Regions from separate parts of the Mus musculus genome. Here all the other regions are linked to region 1. A link is a loop called in an ENCODE intact Hi-C map of the cell type or tissue named here. Cell type or tissue: gastrocnemius. All regions are shown on one strand. Region 1 holds the start of Sec23a (SEC23 homolog A, COPII coat complex component). Region 2 holds the start of Fbxo33 (F-box protein 33). Region 3 overlaps Mia2 (MIA SH3 domain ER export factor 2).

What was found. Hi-C counts contacts between places; a loop is a spot of excess contacts. Peaks named below come from ENCODE experiments on the same cell type or tissue, not always from the same donor. Only the 100,000 strongest peaks of a DNase experiment are listed, where the experiment ranks them.
Region 2: a loop joins it to region 1, with 3 times the contacts of the local background. A loop is called at or near these places in 10 of 42 quality-filtered maps.
Region 3: a loop joins it to region 1, with 5 times the contacts of the local background. A loop is called at or near these places in 13 of 42 quality-filtered maps.

Annotation. Positions count from the first base shown.
Region 1 is chr12:59,007,252-59,015,251 of GRCm38, reverse strand. It overlaps Sec23a (SEC23 homolog A, COPII coat complex component), which reads left to right and starts at 3,235. Exons shown (of 20, transcript NM_009147.2): 1 at 3,235-3,406. Gemin2 (gem nuclear organelle associated protein 2) reads right to left here and starts at 1,861. Exons shown (of 10, transcript NM_025656.5): 1 at 1,639-1,861; 2 at 1,198-1,282. The coding sequence starts at 1,775. In gastrocnemius, CTCF peaks have their summits at 1,876 and 4,614; DNase peaks (open chromatin) are centred at 1,850, 3,176 and 5,270; H3K4me3 peaks cover 5,632 bases; H3K27ac peaks cover 5,997 bases.
Region 2 is chr12:59,216,179-59,224,178 of GRCm38, reverse strand. Fbxo33 (F-box protein 33) reads left to right here and starts at 4,696. Exons shown (of 4, transcript NM_001033156.4): 1 at 4,696-5,319. The coding sequence starts at 4,700. In gastrocnemius, a CTCF peak has its summit at 4,002; DNase peaks (open chromatin) are centred at 3,110, 4,358 and 4,662; H3K4me3 peaks cover 3,053 bases; H3K27ac peaks cover 1,927 bases.
Region 3 is chr12:59,125,419-59,133,418 of GRCm38, reverse strand. All of the region lies in intron 6 of Mia2 (MIA SH3 domain ER export factor 2), which reads right to left. Among named protein-coding and RNA genes, the nearest start is that of Gm24233, 4.7 kb to the left of the region's middle. In gastrocnemius, CTCF peaks have their summits at 1,997 and 3,698; DNase peaks (open chromatin) are centred at 323, 2,028, 2,511 and 3,694; H3K4me3 peaks cover 4,513 bases; H3K27ac peaks cover 4,608 bases.

The sequences.
Region 1 (8,000 bases):
AAACTAAAAAGTTTTATTTACTTTATGTGTATGAGTGTTTTGTCTGCATGCATGTCTATGTATCATATCCACGCGTGGTACCTGAAAAGGTGTAAAGAGAGCATCAGAGCCCTTGGAACTAGAGCTAGAGATGGTTGTGAGCCACTATCTGCTCAGAATTGAACCTGCATCCTCTGGAAGGACTCCACTGAGCCATCTCTCTAGCCCTATAGTTTTGACTACTGAGTGCTGTTTATTTTCTTCATGCAATGACCAGATGATGTAATTATTTGGCTATTCTTTGTGCCCTTCAGGAGACCGATACTGTACAAGCATAGGGAAGTTTTCTCCTTTGTTTCTGAGATGAGAGTCTTATATATTCCAGGGTAGCCTGGAATCTTCTATGTAGTTGAGAATGATCTGGACTTCTTGACCCTTTTGTCTCTACTTCCAAGTGCTAGGATTACAAGCGTGCTTACCAACAGGCCTGGTCTTTAGGGACCTTTTCTTTATGATCCTCTGTTGTGTTCTTAGTGCCCAGCACAACCTAACTGCTCAATAAAAAGTGTGCTGGCTAAGCAAATGAATAAAGAATATGGACAGAAAGCTGCCAAGACAGCTGTGTTTCTATACTGAGAAAATGATACCAGGTCAAATTGAAAAAGTGTACAATGCACCACCCTGAAAAATAACTATAAAGGTATATCCAGAAAAAAATATCCTTAATTATTTATAAAGGTCAATATTAGTAAACAATTGAAGTACTTTTGTTTGTTTGTTTGTTTGTTTGTTTTGAGACAGGGTTTCTCTGTGTAGCCCTGGCTGTCCTGGAACTCATTTTGTAGACCAGGCTGGCCTCGAACTCAGAAATCCGCCTGCCTCTGCCTCCCGAGTGCTGGGATTAAAGGCGTGCGCCACCACGCCCGGCTATAAAGGTCAATATTAGTAAACAATTGAAGTACTTTTTGGGGGTAGGGGAAGTAATCTTTTAAATGACACACACACACACACACACACACACATTTTCCAGAGGGTCTCAATGTAGGCTGGCCTCCAGACCAAAACGCCTCTGTGTTAGCTTCCAAGTGGTGCCTAACTTTATAAGGAGCAATCTAATCTTATACACACCATAACTTATATTTTTGATATGATAGGAAAATGTTCGTGTTGTATATGTGTGTGTTGTTAAAATATTCCCAGGTGGTTGGTTAAACTCACAGAAATGTTCACACTTTGCTTCCTTTTCAACTTCTTTGGGTCAATCTGGGCTACCACAACATCTGGACATTGGGCTGCTTCGATCCTACAATTAAGTAATACATACATGATACTTATTATTTCGCTTTGTAGAATAGAGAGATGTGTTTTACTTTATTATGAAATGGGAAATAAAAGTGCAAGCTCCCAATGAAAAAACGAAACGCCTGACACCTAGATGAAAAGCAAAGAAATTTAAGAACACACGTCTTAACGTGCAATCAAGTTCAAAAGTTATCTGCCAACCGTAGGGTGTAATAAGATCTTAAATTTCCCGGACCTCCCGAAAGATAGGAACGCAAACAGAGGAGGGACTGTTGCACACCAAGGGTCAGGCGCGGCACCAGGGCTGTACACAGGGGCACGACAACCAGCCCACTCGCACGGGGCGAAATCACTCACTGCACTCTCCTCAGATATTCCTGAGGCGTCCTGGGGGGGACCGAGGGATCGAAACCTTCCGTCAAGTCACAGGGCTCCACAGGTAACAACCGTGGCATCAACTCTTCCACCGCAGACTCGGCTGGAACCCACGCCATGGTTCTCGCTCCCGCCAGTCTCAATCGGCGCCCAGAGTAGGCACGGCGCAGGCGCCTAAGCGACCTCCGCCGAGGCCACCGGCTACAGGCGCAAGGGGGCGGAGCCACACAAGAAACCTGCTGGTTGCATCAAGCTTATGGCACCGGTGGTGGAATGTAGCGCTCGAGAATAATTCCTGGCAGAAGTGGTTCCTGAAGAGTTTCTAGGTCGCTCTGTCTAATCCCATTTTCTCGTCTAAAGCTTGGGTAGGCGGCAGGGACTGAGGATGAACTTTGAAATCTTTAATATTTTTAAAATTAATGAACAATATCGCTATAATCGTCATTTTTAGAGTACTAAAGCCTTTAACCATTTGTAAACACGTTACATTCGTCTAAATCTTACAACCCCTTAGGGTGGTGTCTTTCTGACTTCGCGGGGAACAGAGTGGATGAATGCAGAACTTTTTGTTTTGTTTTTCACTTTTTCGGATAGCATCTTAAAGTTTAGTTGAGGCTGTTCTGGAACTCATTAGGTAGCTCAAGGAGTCTCAAACTTGTAGTGATCCGATCCCCTGGCCTCAGCTTCTGGAGTACCAAGTATCACACGAGGATAATTTTTAGGTTTTTGAGACTGTCTCTTCTGTGGCTTAGAAGGGTCTACAGTTTGCAGTGTAACGTAAGCTGGGCTGCCTTTTTTTTTTTTTTTTTTTTTTTTTTTTTAACCTTGACTATTGAGATTACAGGCATGAACCATCACCACTAGCCGAGTGAGATACTTAAAAACTTTAAAATTACTATTTTGCGATTGCTTGTGGGTCGGTGAGGAGGTCAGAATACAACTTCTGGGAGTAAAGTTTCTTTTTCTGCCTTATGAGTTCTAGGCAAGTGAGGTCCCTGAGCCAAGCCTTCTCATTGGCTCTTGACAACACACAGACGAAAACCCAAAATTAGAGGAGAATCCGAGCATCTATTTTCTAGCGAATACTTCAAATAATTGTTAACTCGTGCTTCGTTCTTTCTCCTCTTTGGACACGGATACAATGTCAGGAAAAAAACTTGCAAGAGCCTTTTCTATATACTAGAAAACAAAAACAATCGTTCAAGCAAACAGTAGACGTGAAAGCTACATCTGGTGGTTAACATTTTTTTTCTTTTTTTCTGGGGCTAGCAATGCCCTAGTCAGGTATTTTAACCTTAATCCTACACACGGCCTCGAGCGGCCACATCCCACCCTTTATTACTCCGGTTACCTCCCTTCCTCCACCGCCCTGGCTATCGCATCGCTTCCTGCTAGCCCCGCCCCTTCCTGAATTGTCCCCGCCCTCCGCTTTGCTTGGCCGTCTTTCACGCTCGCCCCACCCTCTTTATTACTCCCGGTTCATCTTTTCCGCCACTCAACGCGCCCATTACCTCCTGCGCGCCCCGCCTCTTCCGGGACTGTTCCCGCCCCTTCGCTGGTCGCCCCTCCCCGCCTCCTCCCCTTTGACGTGGCAGAGGCGGCACCAGCCATGTTGTCCTGGCCCAGGCCCTCCAAGAGGCCGGGGGCGGGGCGGGGCCGCCCCTGATTGCGGTGCCACGGCTGCTACAGGGCTTTGGAGCGGACTGACGACTGTGCAAGGCGGAGGCTGTGGCCGTCACGGAGCTTCTAGGTAGGTACTGTGGTAAGGACTAGCGTGGCAGCCACCTCTGCTCCACCGGGGTCTTAGTCGGAGCTGGGAGGCGGGCGGCGGGCCGGAGTGTCAGGATTGTTGGCTCTGTCCCGGCTGTGCTCTCGCATAAGCAGCGGGGCGTGCCGGAGGCTGTGGCCCAGCGCCGAACCGAGATCGCTGAACCCTGTGCTTGTCATGGCGACGGAGCGCCCTCGTCTTTAGTCCTCTTAGTTTAGGTGGAAGGACCGTAGCAGGATGGAGACCGAGGGTCTGAGCATCTGGCTCTGCACCCACCCCCACCTCCTGGGTGACACGCTTTGCCAACCCTGCCCAAGGCTCCTGTGCCCTGGGGCCTCTAGGTTCGTTTCTTGACTGCCCAGGAGTGCCCTAGACTTTGAACCCAGGTGACTACATCACCTGTAATTCGGCCTTGGGCCTTATAAAGGTTAAAGAAAAAACCACCAGGTATAGCTAGTGCCTGGGGCCTTGATTATTAATGATCAGGTTTCAGAACTGAGCAATACCATGCACTGGGGCATTTATTCTGTCTGTAGAGCTTTACTGTTTGTGGGAGAGGAACAGGAAGAGGTAAATAAATCCATAGGTAGAGTAGAGTTGGAGATGTCTAATTCATCTCGTCAGCTAAACTTCTGTCCTGTCTTAACACAACCCCACCCTAAACCACGGATAGCTAGGCACATTTACTGAAAGAAATTTAAATTTAAATGTATACTAACATCTTCCTTCTTTCCAGCATCATCAGAGGGCCTTTGTTTTTTAATTGTTTCAATGACCAATTTTATTATTGCCCCCAAAATTCTCACATAACTGATGTGAAATTTGAAGGCCAGAGAAGTTTATTGCCCAAGAGCAAAAATTTGTTACTCAGTCTATTTCATTGGAAATTTTACAACTGGGCCTGGGAAGATGGCTCAGAAGTTAAGAGCACTGGTTGCTCATCCACATGAATACACACACATACACGGGCACAGAAACACACACTCACACAGAGAACTCACTACTGGCTTACAACCTCTTGTAATACACTTACACACACAGTGCCTCATTACCTATTTACAACGATTTGTAACACACCCACATACCTTTCATCTCAACCCCCAGCTCACTAGTGGTTAACAAGCAACTCCATTGGTAGAGGATCCACCACCCACTTCTGGCTTCCACAGGTACTGCACACACATAGTATACAGGCAGATACAGGCAAAACACCAATAGACAAAAATGAAATAAATATATATAAAAGAAAACTTGCAACTGAAATGTAGGGAGGTAAGGTGGTAACAGATAACTAATTTACTTAAAATTTGTATGTTTTCCCATTAGGAATGCATAAGGGGGTAAAAATGGAATAGAGAAAACCGATACTATGGGAAGCCTTTCAGGATGTAGGAAAGTGTTTGCTGTGTTATGATAAAGTGACATGAGGCTTTGACTCTATCAGGAGAAATTACTTAATTAAAATAGTCATCACTGCAATAAATTATTGAAAAAATGTGACTTTTTTTTAAAAAAATGGCCTTTTGTATCTTTATCACGTTTTAAGAAGATGAGTTTGTAAAATCTGCATTATAACAATATTTCAGGATGTGTGTGTGTGTGTATGTGTTTCAAACAGGGTCTTACTATGGCAGGTCTGGAACTGACAAGAGATCCATCTGCCTCTGCCTCCTACGTGCTAGGATTAAAGTCCTGTTCCAACAAGCTTGGCTCTATTTTTCGGCTAATGTTCGTATTGGATGATCAGGCGCTTGCCAAATAGATCATCACACTAAGGAGGTTTGTGACAGGACTTTGGAGGTGGGCTTTGTGATTCGAAGCGTGAACGGTTACTTTGGAAAGAGAAGGAAGCTGTGCATGACCATGTAGCTGGACAAAGTAAGAACAGGGTGCTGCTTGCTTCAGATGACTGCTGGGCAGTGAGAGTGCTAAGATGTTCAGTGAACAGCAGTGAGTGGCATTGGAGCGCAGAGAGAGGTTGAGAGAAAAAAACTGAGCAAGAGGGATGATACTGTGCTCACATATCACTCAGGTGACGCTTTGTTTGTCCTAATAAAATATGAGGGTGTGGAGTAGAATTCAGTCCAGGGGCCGGAGAGCTGGCTCAGCATCCAGAGCATCGGCTGCTCTTGCAGAGGACCAGGGTTTTTCTAGCACCCATGTTCTCACAGCTGTCTGTAACTCCAGTTCCAGGGAATCTGACATCCTCACACAGACATATACAGGCCAAACACCAGCGGACATACAATAAACATGAATCATTTAAAGAAGCATTCTGGATGGGGGTCCAGTACATAGCCTACTGTAGAAATTTCACCCTGCTGTTGCCTAAGTGTGAACACTTTCTGAATCTTTTAATAATCTTTCTCACTGAGAGAAAACGAAGGCAGTGGTTCTTAGGACCTTCTTCTACTTTTAAACAGTATTGAGGATCCAAAGAAAAACATGTTTACTTTTATATCCTAAAAAAAACAAAACCAAAAATAAAACAAGTATGTGAAGACTGCATTCTAACAGAGGAGGGGGGAGGGGAAGCAAAAAAGATGATTTTCATTCATGCAGTCATTTTCTTACGTATGACCTCTGTTCCTTCGCTCTTCTCCCACTACTTTTAGTTATGTTTCTTTGAGACAGGGTTTCATTCTGTCAACTGGTAGCCCAGGTTACAGCAATCCTTCTATCTTAGTGTCCCCTAGTGCTGGGGTTGCAAGCATGCACCACCATGCCTTTCTCTGCTGGTTATACCACTTGGGCTTTTTGCTTCTTTTTCCGAGGACAGAGCCTAGTGAACAGGCCAGCAACAGATGGAAAGTCATTCAAGCCTGCTGGTTTCCATCAGCCTCATCCATCAGTGTGCACGGCTCACAGAATTAATCCTAGATATGACAACATCTAAGTTCTTTCCAACTTGGTCTTCTCAGCATTTTTATTGACTAGAAACTTCTCAGTTTTGGAAGAAATCCAAATCAAGATGCTATATTGGGTATCTGGTGAGGGCCTGCTTTCTGGTGCGTACGTGGCACTTTGTAGTTTATTTTTACATGCAGAAAAGACAGCAGAGTTTTCTGGAGTCTTTTAAAAGTAAGGCCACAAATCCTATCCGTTTAAAATCAGGTTTTTTCCCCATTGTCTCTCTTAGCAACATTAATATCCATATTTGTTCTTCTGACAATGTAGGTCCATGGATTTTAAATTATTTTTTAAAATTTAATTGAAAAAACTTGTTTTATTTTTATGGATGTTTTGCATGCATGAATGTCTGTGTACCACGTGGGTGCTTCTTGCTTCAGATTCTCGAGGGTACTAGAGTCCCTGGAGCTGGAGCCATAGAATCTGGATGTAAGCTATCACGTGGACACTAGGAATTGAACCCAACAGCCAGTGCTTCTAATCACAGAGTCACCTCCCTATCCGTGCCTACCTCCTTTTAAGTTTCTTTTTTACTTTTTTTTTTTTTTTTAATGTGTGTGGGTTCTTTGCTTGCCTGTATGTCTGTGTACCCACTTGTGTGCCTTAGTGTCTTTGGGGGGCAGAAGAAAGAATCAAAGCCCCTGTAACTGGAGTTGCAGATGGTTGTTAGTTGCCATGTGGGTGCTGGAAACAGAACCAAGTTGTTCTGCAAAGAGCTATGAGTATTCATAACTATTGCCATCTCTCCAGCTTCATTTTTTTTTAAACCTGATTGTCTTCATTTTGTGCATTAGTATTTGTAATTCTATACCTTTGTGCATTTGTTTTCTTTAGCCTTCATTCATGACTAACCACTCTTTCCAGCTTTAGAGCCAGAGGCAGGACTGTCCTCTAGCTGGGGAAGCCAGCACCCTAGCCAGCCAGTTAGAAGGTAATAGGATACCTGGTTGTGGTGATACATGTTTATAATCCCAGCACTTGGGAGGCCCCAGCTGGAGCAGGGAGGTTTTCAGGATAACCTGGTTTTAGAGTGAGACTCTTTCAAAACAATGACAGCGACAAACAATAGCTAGGAAGCCTAAACCCTCCTAGGAATGTAAAGTATTATGTTAAAATTATATATCTCAAATGCTTTGACAAGTTAGGATTTAGTTCCTGTGAGAGGCTCTGTAAGATGTAAGTCCTGGGGATAGCACTTAATAGGCATTTTGTTTATCATGCCATTAGTATTCTCCACCCAGCTTCAGAAATGGCAGAAATGGGGGTGGGTGGGTATGGGGGACTTTTGGGATAGCATTGGAAATGTAAACGAGGAAAATACCTAATAAAAAAAAGAGAAAAAAAAAAAAGAAATGACAGAAGTACTATTACATGGTCTCCTGGAAAGTCTGATGAGAACTTGTCACTTTATAATGAAAAACTATGCATATTTTATAACTTTATGATTTTTGTATCTGTTTATTAGGAGGTTAGAGGGCACCTCAGTTCTCTCCCTCTACCATGTTGGTCCCAGGGATCAAACTGTTCATCAGACCCTCCATCAAGTGCCTTTAACCCTGTCTCACTGGTTCTTGTCAACAATTTGAAGAGTGAACATCTCTTCCTCTTACTGCCTTGTGAGTGTTAGGCTCAATTCTTATGAGGCTTTTGGATCTTTAAATATCTT
Region 2 (8,000 bases), 210 kb before region 1:
CCACAAACAAAAACAAGATAGCAACAGAGAAAAAGAAGACACCAGTATCTCTAAGCACACTCGTCCACGCCTGGACTTGTACAACCAGCCAAGCCAAATGCTATTTCCTGACGGGGTCAGATTCCACATCGACTCCCTTTCTCCTGAAAAACAATTTGCCTGACGGCGGCGATTAGTGACAAGTCAAAAGCACCCTTAGGTGGCCAGCCTACTCCAAACGTTGGCCACTCGGAGGCGCAAAAGGTCTGCCACTGACCCTTTCTGACCTCCACCGACTGGTTGTGGGCTCTGACCCGCACCTCCTTCCAATGCTCCAGAGTCAGAGAAAGGGGAGTGGACACAGATTGTCCCATTTCTAGAAAAACAGTAGTCACAACAAGAGCGGACACGAGACTAAGACAAAAAAGAAACCAGAAGAATCAGATGGCCTCTCCAAGGCCGGCCGATTGAGACCCTCTGCACGAGGTGGGACTCGAACCCACGATCCCGTGACCAGACGCGAGGCGGGACTCGAACCCACGGTCTCGCAACAAGGTGCGAGGTGGGACTCAAACCCACGATCTCGCAACAAAACGCGAGGTGGGACTCGAACCCACGATCTCGCAACTGGGCACGAGGTGGGACTCTAACCCACGATCTCGCAACCCCAAATGGTCTCTTGGCCTTCAAAGGGGTCCACCAGGCGTCCCTGATCCTCCCCTGTTCCTCCTGGGACGTCTCCCAGGGTGAACGGACGGTGGACACCTGGACACGTCTATCCTTATCCACCCCGCACTCCCTCTCGGAGCGCGGTCTCACTGAGCGTCCGCAAAACTGAAACTGCGATCGCACCAGACTTAGAAACAGAACACAGACATCAGAACACAGACATCAGACCAAAACAGAACAAAGAATCTTACCTCTAAGTGGGTCTAGGACCTCTGGGTGGTCGCGCTGTTTCCCGGCCAATGCACCAAATGAAAGACCCTCGAGGGGAGACCCTCACTCAGACACTCAAGTCCCGGGACAGCCGCGTACCCAAGAAGACACTGAGACCATACATAAAATGTAGAAGGCAAGATTTAATAAAGCAGCGACATGAAAGCACACAGACCAGAGCTCTGGGGTCGAAATAAAGCAGCAACATGAAAGCACAGAGCTCTGGGGTCGAAACTCATACACCTAGCGGCACCTAGTGGTGTAGAGGAGAATCGACGGTCAGCAAAAATTTTTTACAGGCTTATATAGTAAAACTCAAAGGGGGAGAACTGGGCAGGGAAAGTACAAGTTTACATCACTAGGGAGTTCTGCCAAAGGAATCTACGTAACTAAGGAGTCATGTCCTATCAAGGAACCTACGTAACTAAGGAGTACCTGGTTCATTTTGAGGTTGTTCTAGGAGGCCTTTATCTCAAAAATGTTCTTGGAACAGTTTTTAGTTGGGAGGGTTCGAACTTTAGGGTGAGGAGTTTTGGGGTGAAAAGTTTAGGAGTGTTACAATCTCTAGATGGGAGGGGGTGGGCTCCGAGGTAAAAAATTCATGTTTTCACAAGAGGCCAGTAATTTTCTATTCTTCAACAGAATAATGCAAACTAATAACTGTAGATGCAATGATGGAAAAGAAAGTTACTACCATTTGAACACTGATTTAGGCAAGAATCATGAATTGTTGTCAGACCTACTAAGTGTATGGCTAGAGGAAGAGGAGGACATTTAAGGAAAAAAGCAAAAATACTTCCCAGATTATTTAATGGAGGAAAATAAACTTTTAAATTACATAAAGAAATGCAAGTGTGGCCCTTAATTGGATCCTGGTTTGTACAAAGCATCTATAAAACCTATTTTGGGAAATAATTTAATTTAAATATGGAATGTTAGTAAATATTCAAATATTTTTGCCACCTGTGATGTAATTTGTTTTTATAGAGGTTGTATTAGTCAGAGTTCTCTAGAGTCACAGACCTTATATATATTCCATATATATGGAATTTATTGGGAAGACTTACAGACTACAGTGTAGCTAATCCAACAATGGCTAGCTGTGAATGGGAAGTCCAAGAATTTAGTAGCTGTTCAGTCCCACAAGGCTGGAAGTGTCTCAACTGGGTGTCTGTATATTCTGGAATTCCAAAGTAGGCTCCAAAGCCAGGGAAAAAATGAATGCGCTACAAGAGAAAGCACTCAGGCAAAGAGCAGAACCTTTCTTCTTCCAATCTTCCAAGTTATATAGACTTTCTTTCTTTTTTTTTTTTTTTTTTTAGTTTGGTTTTTCGAGACAGGGTTTCTCTGTGTAGCCCTGGCTGTCCTGGAACTCACTCTGTAGACCAGGCTGGCCTTGAACTCAGAAATCCACCTACCAAGTGCTACCTAGCCTTCCAAGTGCTAGGATTAAAGGTGTGTGCCACCACTGCCTGGCTAAAGATTGAGTTATTTATTTACCTCATGTATGTAAGTACACTGCAGCTATCTTCACACACACCAGAAAAGGGCATCGGATCCCATTACAGATGGTTGGGAACTACCATGTGGTTGCTGGGAATTGAACTCAGGTCGTCTGGAAGAGCAGGCAGTGCTCTTAACCATCTCTCCAGCCCCACATGTAGACTTCCAACAGAAGATGTGGCCCAGGTTAAAGGTGTGTCTTCCTGTCTCAAGATCCAAATCAGGCTTGTCTTTCACCTCAAAGGTCCCAACTAGAAGTAAATCTACCCACTTCAAACCAAGCAGAATATCTTTCACAAGTTTGCCCTCCATTTCTGGATTGTACTTCATTCCAGATATAGTCACACTGGCATCCAAGAATAGCCATAACAGAGGTGTAAACTAAAGTGGAGCTCCAGAAGTCTACGGCTCTCTTCAAAATACTTAAATGACTTTGAAACTGAAGTCCAAATCCAAGTCTTAATTCCCTGATTTACTGTTACCACTTAATGTTCATTGAATGCTTATAAAACGGTAATTACATAGAATTTTACAGACAAGGGTTCAAAGAAATGACCTACCTGGAATACATTTTTTATTCAAAGTACCAACTGAGCTGATGTAAATTTAGAGGTAAAAGAATACTATTATTGAGCCGGGCGTGGTGGCACATGCCTTTAATCCCAGTACTCGGGAAGCAGACGCAGGCGGATTTCCAAGTTCGAGGCCAGCCTGGTCTACAAAGTGAGTTCCAGGACAGCCAGAGCTATACAGAGAAACCCTGTCTCAAAAAACAAAAAACAAAAACCAAAAACAAAAACAAAAAAATACTATTATTGGTAGTTTACTAGGTTCGTGACACCAAACTGTATAAAAGAAATGTGACAGAAGGTCTGCTGTTACATCACAGAGCTAAAGATATCTAGACTAGCTAGTTTCTTAGTGTGGTTTGAAGCAGCAGACATAAAATTTCTTAACCACGCCGGGCGTGGTGGCACACGCCTTTAATCCCAGCACTCGGGAGGCAGAGGCAGGCAGATTTCTGAGTTCGAGGCCAGCCTGGTCTACAAAGTGAGTTCCAGGACAGCCAGGGCTACACAGAGAAACTGTCTCGAAAAACGAAAAGAAAAAAAAAATCTCTTAACCCTTTAGATATCGCTGCTTCCTACAATTTGACTGAGATACTTCGCATGCTGAGAACGTGAAGGGCTGTTTTTAAAATCCCTTTCTTTGGGGGCACCAAACTAAAGAAAAGCTCTCCTCTCCAACTTATTTGTAGGAGTATCAGAGACTATCAAAATAGCTACTTTATTTCATCCATGTTACTTTTGTATACAGGGGTGTGTTGTTACAGAAGTACAGTGGTACACTGAAGAGGTATCCACAGCTCTCTTCACAAACACTTCAATGACTTTAAGAAACTGAAAATTAAAACCTGTCTTAACTTCCTAATTTGATGTTACCACTAAGTGATCGTTAGCTATTAATAAAACATACTAATTATACAGAACTTTTGCAGACAAGGGTTCAGAGAGCATTTAAGTCTGGGTACCAGCCCTCAAGATGAAAATCGTTAGCCATTTTTTTCCTGCCCCTCTAAAGACGAAAGGTGGCGCTGCCGTCACTGGTTCAGCAATGGGGCGTGTGCGGCCTCCGCACGTCGGAAGAGGAAGGTCCGCGTGCCGCCACGATCCGCCTTTCCTGGGAAGCCGATTTTGTCCTGCTCTGAACAAGATGTAAAAAGAAGCCGGCGTGCGAGCCCTCGGGCGCCGCGACCTCAGCCCAGCGAATGAGAAAGCGTCGGGACTTAGCGCAGCACGCCGGGGTTCCGCCTCGAGCACGCTGCAAGGGCCAGACCTACCCGGCGAGGGACGCCCAGAGTGGCCCCGCCCCCACGCCTCTAGCCCCGCCCCGGGTCGCTGACGTCAACGGTCACGTGCCGCGCGATCCAGGCAACCAGGAGCTCCCCCGGTTCCGGAAGTCTCGCAAAGCCGCGCCAGGCTCCGCCCGTCGCCGTGACGTCACTCTCAGTCCCTACCACTACCGAGCCTCCGCGTCCGGGTACCGGGAGAACCACGGTTTCCTCGGAAGCAGCGCGGTCGCCTCCGCATCCCTGGTCCGTTCGAGAGAGGATTTCGAGGTCGTTGCCCGGGCCGGCCGGGGAGCACTTGCTTGCGGTACGGAAAGTCAGCGGCGTGCAGGCCTCCCCGCGCCAGCTTTTCCCCCCTCTCAGCCGGTCCGAGTGCACTTGGTTCCGCCGAGGCGCACGACGGTTCCGCCCCCTTCTTCCTTGTCATTGATGTTGTTGTTCTTGTCAGTGCCGCAACCCCGACCGCCGGGAGCGCGAACCCGAGCCGGGGCCGCCCGGTTGGTGCGGTGGCGGCGGCGGCAGCGGCTGCGGCTGCTGCAGCTGCGCCGGCTGCGGGGGCTGCTGCGAGGACTGCGCAGGCGGCCGGGGACGGGCGGCCGGCGGCCGAGCCGGATGGCTCTGTGCGGGCAGGCGGCCGGCGCCGCGTCGCTGCCCAGCGAGCTCATCGTGCACATCTTCTCCTTTCTGCCGGCGCCCGACCGGCTGCGGGCCTCGGCCTCCTGCTCGCACTGGCGGGAGTGCCTCTTCTACCCAGCGCTGTGGCCCCAGCTCCGCATCTGCCTCCGCGTCTCGCCCGCGGAGCAGCCGCGGCTAGAGTTCCTCATGCGCAAGTGCGGCTGGTTCGTGCGGGAGCTGCGGGTTGAGTTCGCCGCGGAGAATTATCTGAGCGGAGGCGGCGGCCCGGGCGACGGCGGTAGCGGCGGCGGCACCGACACGGGCACCGGAGGGGAAGACGGGGAGGCCCTGCAGCTCTCCTCCCGCTGGCTGGAAGTACTGCGCATCTACTTGGAGCTGGTGTTGTGCGTGCTGCTCAGCATCCGGAACAACAGGTAGGCTTGCGTGGGGACCGAGAGGGTCTGGCCTTCCGCTGGCCTTGGGAAAGATCCCGTGGGGTGTGCCGGCCGGCCTCAGGATGGCCTTGTGTAGGTGCAGCTATCCGTTCCTGACCAGACTATTTCCGGAGACAGAAGAGGTGATAACGGGACTCCTGGAGCGTCTCAGGCATGCTTTCATTCATCCGTTCTTGTCCATGGGCTAGAGCTGCTGGGCAATGCCATTATCTTATGCGTGGGAAAGTTGTGAGTTAAGGGTGAGGCCTGTACAAAAAAATAAGGTGGTTTTCTGATTCTGAATTTGACCATTGGTGATGGGTAATTAATTCATAGTGACGAGGTGAGTAAGTTTCCTTGCTGATGTCCATGATTACAAGAATTAACCTATAAGAATTCTTTAACAGTCCTTTTCTTACCTGAAATAGTTTTACTAGCCTGGGCCATGTCCAAAGACTGGGAGGAGTGCTAGTTAAAATCATTAGGGGAGGAAAATTGTCAGACTTGAAGCCGCATCCCATACACCATCAGGCTGGACTTACTCCCAGTGATTCACACAAAAGTAACGCTACCTAACTTGGGGTGGGATAAAGGAGCTGGGCATACTGTGGGGGTTAAGTATGAGACTCATTGTGCATCAGGACTTTAGTGTAATTCCACCTAGAGCTCATGGCCCATATTCGGACTCCAGCACAGAGTCCCTATGAAAGTCTAGTGCCTGCCAAACCATATTTATATTTTCTTTATCTGGATATTCATTCCAAACTTACAATGTCACTCTTAATTTGGAAGAAAAATAATTGCAGCAGTTTACAAATAATTATTAGTGATTGGACATTCCAACACTGCTAGGGTCAGGGCAGAAAATATTGTACTGTAGAGAGCAGAACTGGGTGCTTACTAGGTCAAGTGATGTACATGCTGTTGTGTGGCAGTTTTCCTCTAAGCAGTGTCCTTCCTTCCACAATCTATATCCCACCATCTTTATGTTAAATAGAGTTGAGAATAGATTGTGATTAATACTAAGTCATATGTGTCATACATATTTTCGTGATCTATAATTAAATCAAGAGTTTAAGCAGGGTGGTGGCAGCACACGCCTTTAAAGCTAGAGCTTGGGAGGCAAAGGCAGGAGGATCTCTGCCTTTGAGGACAACCTGGACTACAGAGTGAGTTCCAGGAAAGCCAGGGTTTCACAGAGAAACCCTGCTTCAAATAGGTTAAACTGTAAGTATTCTAGCCTCATTGTGTATGGAAGCCAGGCATGATACAGATCTGGAATCCCGGGACCTGGGAGCTAGAGGCAGGGAGCTTAAGTGAGTTCAAGGTCATCATCTTGTGCAGAGCAAGTTCAAGGCCAGCATGTGCTTTGTGAACTCCTGCCTCAAGAAACAAAACAAGACCTGGTGTGGTGGTGCACGTCTTTAATCCCAGAACTTGGGAGGCAGAGGCAGGTGAATTTCTGAGTTCGAGGCCAGCCTGGTCTACAGAGTTAGTGAGTTCTAGGACAGCCAGGGCCACACAGAGAAACCCTGTCTTAAAAAATCAAAAAAAAAGAAAAAAAATTATTTATGGGAACAAGGCTCCATTTTTTCCAGTGCCCTGTTTCCTAAGCTTTCACGTGAACCCATTCCACTTCCTTGCTTTGATTTTATCTGTTAAGATAACCAAAGCTAAAATTTTTCTTAATCAGGTTCGGGGCTTTCTCAAAGTTGAGCATAGCTAGAGACCAGCTGATTTGTTCTGTAATCAACCAGCCCTGAAAAAAAAAAAAAAAAAAAGTCGGGAGGGAGGGCATAGTGCCTTTGATTCAAGTAAGAACTTCTCAGTGCCTAGTTCTTTTTGGTATTTTAATCATCTATGGATGGATCTATAGCATATATACACAACAGTACTGTACCACATTTTGTCTTTAATTCTTTTTCTTTCATCCTTACCATTTAAGTTTCTATCCTAATGTAACTTGTTTGTGAAACCCTGTGTGTCTGCCCTTCTGAGTCTGCTTTCACTTCTGCTCACAGCTGTTGGTTGTCCACGAGAGAGTACACTGTGGTGCCTAGTAGCGTGTTCACTATGGACATTCGTATTTGTACTGATGTTGTCTCTTTTTAAATTAAATCATATTGGACTGGGGTGTGGCTTAGTTGATAGGTGCTTTTAACTATTAGTGACACTTGTGACTCTGTGATTAAAAACTACAACCCTAAAACAGTGTATTAACAATGTCACTTAGAAGTTTTTTTGTTGTTTTTCTAGTGTTGAAGTACAAGTGTGTTCAACCACTGCCAGTTTAAGTGCTGCTGGGAACTGAACCGAGTGCTTCCTGTACGCCAAAAACTTAATAACTAATAAGAAGTGTAAACATACATTCTTTTCATTTATAATGCTCTTGCTTTATGATTTCTGCCATTTTTTAAGCAGAAGTGTATCAGCCATTCCGCTTCCGGGCTTTGTGCTGAATTGCCTTACTCAATGCATAGTCATGCCCCACAGGAAAAGAGCTATGCTAACCTAGAGTTGTAGGGTATAATCAGTGGTACTGATCTTCTGAGAGAATAACAGTTGGCTTGTTTTGATTTGTCAGAGTGATTATGGCTGCCATACTGGTATTGAATGTGTTAAGAACAGATGATAATCAACAATAAAGAGTACCTCTTTGCCAATAAAACACAGGGTTTCAG
Region 3 (8,000 bases), 120 kb before region 1:
AGAAAACACGTTCTCAGCTGTACACACAAGGGTCTTCACAACCAAGCCATACATCAAGCTAAAATAAAGCTCCATATACTTTTAAAATGTAAAATCACACAGCCGAGCCCAGAGAGATGAGTGAACAGTGAAGTGCATTTACTGCTACTGCAAAGGACCAGAGATCACAAGGTTCCCAAAATCCACGGCAGGCCATTCCCAACCACCTACCTGTGACTCCAGCTCCAGGGTATCTGATGCCCTCTTCTGGCCTCCTCGGCCACCTAAACTCACATGTGCGCGCTCACTGAACCTAGAGCTCACCTACTGTTTGCTAAGCTGGTGAGCAGTGACCCCCTGGGATTCCCCTGCACACACCTCCAACCAGTGCTAGAGTTAGAGGTCCCCGAAGCCTAGCACTGTGTATGCAGGCTCCAACTCCAGGTATCTCCTCGGGGCACTAATTGTTGATTTCAATGAAGGAAGAGGTATTGATTGAAAATTCTCTCTCATCTACAATATATGATTCTCTTCCCATAAACCCCATCTCAATAACTACTGGCACAGCCAGAAATTTAGGAGTATTCTAGATTTTCTCCACTACCCACCCCTCTCCACAACTAATCGAGAAGTTATACCCATTTCAGCTCTTCCTAGTTCCCCATTTAGGACCAAACTTCTGTATCCCTGCCTCAGTCATTTCTCATTTCCTGTTTTGAGTTTTGTTCCCTGACATCTAGGCTACATGCATACTACTACCAAGAAAATCTATAGTAGCCAAAATACTGAAAAGCCTTCAAGGGCTCTACTGTACCCCACAGCAGTCCTTGGGACCCACCTGTCTACAGCATGCATCATTTCACGTCCCATCCTTGGCTCACTTTATCCTCTGAGCAGCAGAGTATGTTATTTGCTCAGCCTCTTAAGACTTTCCCAACCTCCAAGAATATGCATACAATCTCTCCGTCTCCTTGCTTAGTATGTGTGCTACTATGGACTAGTTGTGTGTCTTCTTTCCTTTAAAAGACAGCTGGATGCCAGTGGCAAAATCCTTAGTTCATTTAGAACCTCCACAGAACTTTTTCATTCATGGGCGGGTGCCCTCACTACACTACACTTGGATAAATAAAAGAAACACCTTCATGTCAACACTACTTTAAGTTCACAAAACAAGAAGATAACCCGAATTGGTTAATCAGAACAGCTGCAATATTTAAATGGTCTTAAAAAAAATACAATGCAGTTTTCTAAAACTCTGTATGTGTGTGGGGGGGGGGGGGTGTCTCGAAATATTATCAACAACAACAAAACACCTACAAACACTAAAGGAAAAAAACCTTTGCCACCTGATTACAAAATAAAACAGGAAAAAAAAATGTACTTTAGCTCCTGAGCGCTCACTATCTCTAGAGTTTACAAGAACACCTTTTACATTAACAACGCGAAAAGAGGTAGAACGCTATGGTTAAAGCATTTCAGAAGGGCATTCTTTACTGGGGGAAAATAATGCAGAATTAAAATCTCAGTTCCGGCCCCAGCTTAGGCGTCCGCTTGAGACAAGAAGTTTCATCACTAAGAAACTCCAGTTTCCGGCAGTCAGAAGAACCACGTGTAACTGACCCCCTGTTCAAAATAAATGACGTCCGACTTTGGGGTCGGGAACAAAAACACGCTCTCCTTTGGGACGTCCACAATGCCTTCCCAATCCCGGGGCCCCTTTTCCCCCCGCGGCGAGCAGCGGCCGAGTACAGGCCGGGCGAGCGCGCTGGAGCTCCGGCTTCCCTGCCGCAGCTGCTCGGCCGCCCCGGGCCCACGGCTCCCGAGCCAGAACTCACCCAGCGCAGCTGCTCCAGAACCCGCCGCGCGCAACCCGCCGCCGCCCCAGGCCCGGCCATCTCCGCGCCCACGGGCGGAGGCCTCGCAGCCGGCCCGCCGGCCAGCAGCAGGCCCGACGCGATCGGGGCAGCGCTGGGAACGCGAACGCACTAGCGGCCGGCGCATACCACTGCGGCCCTGCGGGGGGAGCCCGCGTCGCACCCCCACCACCCCGGCCTTGGTCTCGCCGGCGCGGCGGAGACGCCCCTTCTACTGCACGAGCTCCGCGGCCACGTCCGCGCTCGACCTTAAAGGGCCCACGCACCGCTCCCCGGCCTCCAACTTCGGAGCACGAGGAGCCGGAGCGTGCGGCTGCCGCCTTCCACCCCGGGACCTAAGGCTCAGTCCCGGGGTGAAAAAAGTCCCGCCACCCGAGCTCCCAACGCGCCCACGTCCACGAGCAGACGCCACGAGCGTCTAGAGCCTGAGCCCCACACTGTCGTACCCCGGGGGACCCCTCAGTCACAGAGACGCCGGCCTCCGCCATAATTGTGGCCAGAAAAATGGCCCGCGACGCACGAGCCCACGCGTCCTGCTTTGCGAGTCCGCACTTCGGACTCTGGACACGAAGGCGTCCGGGTCAACTGTGTGGTCTGGTCAGAGTTTAACCTGTCCTGGGCGAGCACACGTCGGTCCTCGTCGGGCCAGCCTTCGGGTTCGCTCGCTCGCCGGGGTCCACCTGGTGGGCGCTGGCCAGGCGCCCCAGTCTGAAACTGCATTAGCCCTAGGGACCGGGGTGCCAGATGGAGCCCGTGTGCACTCCTGCTCGACCCGAGGAGTTCGCACAAAAGAACTAAATGTAGCAGCTTGTCCTCTAAATTTAGGGCCCTATTTTTAGAGCCATTGCACGAAGTCCTGAGAGAGAGGGTTTGAAACGTAAGGTTTAAAAGATAACCTGTCTTCTATGTCTTCTTTACCTACATGATCATTCTTATCCAAACTATCTAACGCAAGTCTTCAGAGAAGAAACTCAAAAAGCAGCAGCCTCCCAAGAGAACTTGATAAAAATCATAAACCTTTGTAAATTTCCCTTACAGTAAACACATCTCTTTCGTGCCACAAGCACTCACACACAAAATCAGAAACAGCCACGGTTGCAGCCAGTGACTACTAAGACCAAACTGAGGCCTAAGTTCTTTGCCACATCACCCTAGGGAGTTTCAGAAACTGCTTCTATCAGGAGATAGCAGAAGTTGCTCAATCCTCCTGTTTTGAGGTAGTGCCCAACTTCTGCACATGTTGGACTGTGTTGAAATCAGCTTATGTGAATATGAAAGTCAGGAAAGAAGTGTGCTTAAGTTTTTTTAGAAATTTCAGAGATGTTTAAGGTTCCGTTAGGATACTATATTAAATACAAATTTTACAGTGGGTCTTAGCATACTTAACAGGCTCTACAATCTTATTGGGCTGTTAAGATTTGTAAACAGAAAACATTTGCTTTGCTCAGTCTGTCTTCCTTATGTTAATCTATGGCCCTTTCCAAAGGTCAATAGTTATCATCACAAATGCTAAAAGCATAAATGAGACAAGTGAAGTTCTAAAAGAAAGAAAAAAAAAAGAAAAAAAAAAAAAACCAAGCACACCTAAAGCAAACAAATAGTAAACTTGACAATCAGTGCAATTCCCAAGTCTAACTTGTGACTGCATTACTGGCGAGTAGACACTTACCTCCTCACCCAGACCTTCCAATTCCATGTCCTAGGACATTCATGTTAAAACACCCGGACATGTAACTAAAGCTCTCCTGACTACTTCAGATCCTTGAGAAAGAGTCCAGATTTTAATACCTTCTGCACTCCCGTTTCCACACAGAGTGTGATCCTGTTTTGACGCTGTAACAGAGGGGTACTATAGGTGGAGCTGTGACTACCAACCCGTAATCCAATTTCAGGGACCTCATAACTTGTTAAATGTATGTGTGCACACATGCCTGCACATATGCATTTTTTTCAAATATCGTACATATTACACATTAAAATCCACAATCGGAAAGGAAAATCCTAAGATTGCAACCGCTGAAACACTGAAAATTTTATTCTAGTCTATTCATAGTGAGTTCATAATTTCTACCAAGGGAACGATATTCAAAGACGGTTTTCCATAAGAAAGCATGAGGTTTTATTATCTTATAAAGGGCCTTCTTTCAAGGAAATAAACAGCAAATGTTATTAGTGTTCATAACTATGGAAAAATATCCAGGGACACTAGACACTTGCTAACCAGAACACCTAGTCCACGGACTAGAAACCAGTTTCCCTCATGAAGGCCCTATGTCAACGCTGTAAGGACTAGCCACTCCCACTTAGGTAGGCACTGGTGTTACACACATAAGCACTCCTCTCTGGGAGGAAAATCAACAAGTTGTGCCACATTGCTATTCTCTGAGTCTTCGGTGTAAGAGTTCTCAGAACGTATTGAATCAGGAGCTACCTGTTGAACAGGAGCTGGGCAGTTTCCGAGCTGATTACTAATGAAGCATTCAGGGGAAGAGAAGATGGGTGCTAGAACTTCGTGAGGCTCCTCCGCTATAAGATAAAGTTGCTAAGAAGCTGTGGGTGCTTCTAGTTCCCAAGTGAGACCAGGAAGAAGCCTCTACACATAATCTACCTGAAATACGAATTACTTACAACAGTCACCTCAGATATTAGAGAAGAAGAAAAAAGAACCCCTTTCACTCAAAATTAACTGGAAAATTGCTCCAAATTTTGTTTGTTTGTTTGTTTGTTTACTGAAGCTTTTCAGATCTATGCCATACGTGCGTCAAAGCTGTGCCCAGATTGCTAGATTTCAGGTGTGTTAGAAACTCTTCAGAACATCTAGTCCAATGATTATGGGCTGACGGCCCGAGAGAAGGCAAGCTGTCGGAGTGCACAGAGTGTACTTAAACCGTACAAGTCTGCGTTCCTCTGCTGTGTCAGGTTGAGCCCCAGTTCACCGCACTAGAGACGTCTAGACTGCAATCTTTCAGTGTTCAAGGGAATCCGAAATTTTTAAATGAACTCACATTTTAGAAATTGACAGTTGGCCTGAGGTGGGGAGGGGAAGAGTGTGTGTGTGTGTGTGTGTGTGTGTGTGTGTGTACTGTTTCTTGTTACCATTGTTTTCAGTGCTGGGGAATTAAACCCATAGACTTCTCCTCCACTGAGCTACATCACCAGCCCAACAATACCTTTTGCGGGGGTTGTTTGTTTGTTTGTTTGTTTGTTTGAGACAGGGTTTCCATATGTAGTCCCAACTGTCCTAGAACTTGCTCTGTAGACCAGGCTGACCTCAAACTCAGAGAGTTCCACCTGCCTCTGTCTCCTGGATGCTGGGGCTTATAGGTGTGCATCACCACCACCCAGGCAAAGAGTATTTCAACAGAAAACTGAAGACTTCATTCTGACTAGCTATTAACATTAGTACTAATTTTTCTCCTAACCTGACTGACATTTATAATCATCTTTAAGACTGAGTCATACCAAAATAAAAAATAAAAAAAAAAGTAATGATCTTTCTGGATCTTTTTATTTTATAATACCTATTTTGTATAACCTAACAAAGAAAATTAAATGAGAAGGGGCTTCTTAAAGAACATGATGAAGTCAGGCATGGTCGCTCATGCCTGTAATACCAGCACGTAGAGGATGAGGCGGGGGATCTGACAGAGCCACAGTTTGAGAACAGCCTGTGGTACAAAGAGCACTCCAGCCCAGCTGAGACCCTGTCTCAAAAAAGACAGGAAGGAAGGAAGGCAAAAGGAAGGAGGAAGAAGGAAAAGGAAGGTAGGTTCTAGGAAGTGGTAGCATATGGCTTTAGTCCCTGCACTCAGAAAGCAGAGTCAGGTGGATCTCTGAGTTTGAGACCACCCTGGTCTACAGAGCAAGTGGACAACCAGGGCTACACAGAGAAACCCTGCCTCAAAAACTGAAAAACAAAGCCGGGCGTGGTGGCACACGCCTTTAATCCCAGCACTCGGGAGGCAGAGGCAGGCAATATTTCTGAGTTCAAGGCCAGCCTGGTCTACAAAGTGAGTTCCAGGACAGCCAGGGCTATACAGAGAAACCCTGTCTCGAAAAACAAAAAACAAAAAACAAAAAAACAAAAACAAAAACAAAAAAAAAAGAAAAGAAAGAAAGAAAAACAAAACAAAAAGAAGAGAAAGAATGAAAGGAAGGAAGGGAGGGAGGGAGGAAGGGAGGAAGGAAGGAAGGAAGGAAGGAAGGAAGGAAGGAAGGAAGGAAGGAAGAAGTTAAGGAAGAAAAAAAAAAGGAAATATATTAGGTAGTTTCCAAAAAAGTTGTTCAGTTAGTGGTACTACCATATACTTAGCTAGCTACAAACATTGTAACTATCTTACTTTTCTCTTTAATTCTTGCTAAAACAAATCAATTACTACATCCAATGACCCCTATCTACAAGTTAGACCCCTATCCAAATGGTTCCTCCACTCATTTCAACCACTACCACCATATGTTGGGCCAGAGGTTTAAAAGTGTGACTAGTGGACCAAGTAGAGCTCATACACTCTTTTGGCAGACCTATACAGCATTGTTCGTTTTTAGGTAGAGTCCCAGTGTGTAGCCTTGGCTGGCCTGGAACTCCGTAATTCATAGAACTCACAGAGATCCTTTCACCTCTACATCCCAAGTGCTGTGATCAAAGACCACACCAAGCTGGCATTTTTTGTTTGTTTGTTTTGTTTTGTTTTGTTTTTTTGAGACAGGGTTTCTCTGTGTAGCCCTGGCTGTCCTGGAACTCACTCTGTAGACCAGGCTGGTCTTGAACTCAGAAATCTGCCTGCCTCTGTTTCCCAAGTGCTAGGATTAAAGGTGTGTGCCACCACTGCCAGCTGGCATTATTTTTAAGATGAGTATTTGCCAGCATTAAAAAATGAGACAAAGGCCAGGCATGGGAGCAGATATCTCTAATCCCAGTACTTGGGAGGCAGGGGTGAGTGGATTTCTAGGAGTTTCAGGCCAACCTGATCTGCATAGTACATTCTAGGACAGCCAGAGATATGTAATCTTAATCTGATTCTCATGTACCTATGAAATCTTCCCTATTCCGCCAAGATGAACCACCTATGTATAGTTCACAAAAAAGTCATGTTCCCTTCTACTTCATGAGTGTTAAAAATGTTATCTCCACTACAGTATGTCCATCTTTTCTTGCTTTTGCTAACTCTAATTTTCATTCAGTATTAGGTCAAATATGCTCCCCTCTAGGACACGTTTAGCCTCCTTTGCCCACACTTTCTACCTAAGCCACCTCCTGGGCAGACCCTGTGGTAGGGCCCTCTGACTCTTATACTCCAATATTACAATAGTTCTTTTTCCTACCTACATTTTCCAATGAGCTCCCAGAAAGCAACCTACAAAGTAAATGAGCAGATAAAATGCCTCCTCTATTATCTTGGAGGTAACAGTAAAGAAGTTTGCAAAAGATTTCTTGTGTGCAAAATGCTAAAGTGAGGCTATATCTCACTTAGTAATAAGTTTCTGCTGTTGTTTTGTTTGTTGTTTTGTTTTGTTTTGTTGAGACAGGGTTTCTCTGTGTAGCCCTGGTAGTCCTGAAACTCAATCTATAGACCCGACTGGCCTCAAACTCACAAAGTTATGTCTGCCTCTGCCTCCCAAGTGTTGGGATTAAAGGTGTGTGCCACCACCACAAGGCTAACATTTTTAAGACACATTTATTTTTATTTTATGAGAGTATTTTGCCTGCAAATATGTGTGTGCCTGGTGCTGGCACTAGAAGAGGGTGCTGGATCCTCTGCACCTGGAGTTACAGGTGATTGTGGTTAAGGCCTAGGTGAAATGTTAAGGCCTTGGTAACTCTTAACTGTCTTGCCTGCCATCTTGTGCTGTTACTAAGGTCATAAGGAAACTTTCTCATGCCCAAGTTGATTGTACATTCTGTTATATTCCGTGCTCTTGAACTTCACAGCATAAGTCAGTTAGAACTCCTTTGTATAGTTACCCACAATAAGCTTGGACCGGAACCAACCACCCAGCAGCACTTCCTGCACCTGTGAATAAGCTTTTAAGGTATATGCTTTTATAAGCTGCTCCTGGGATGGATCCCAACATAAAAGAAACACCTGCACCAATGTAAGAAACCATTTGGAACAAGACTTTCATCTTGAGTAGGGGTTGAGTAAAATT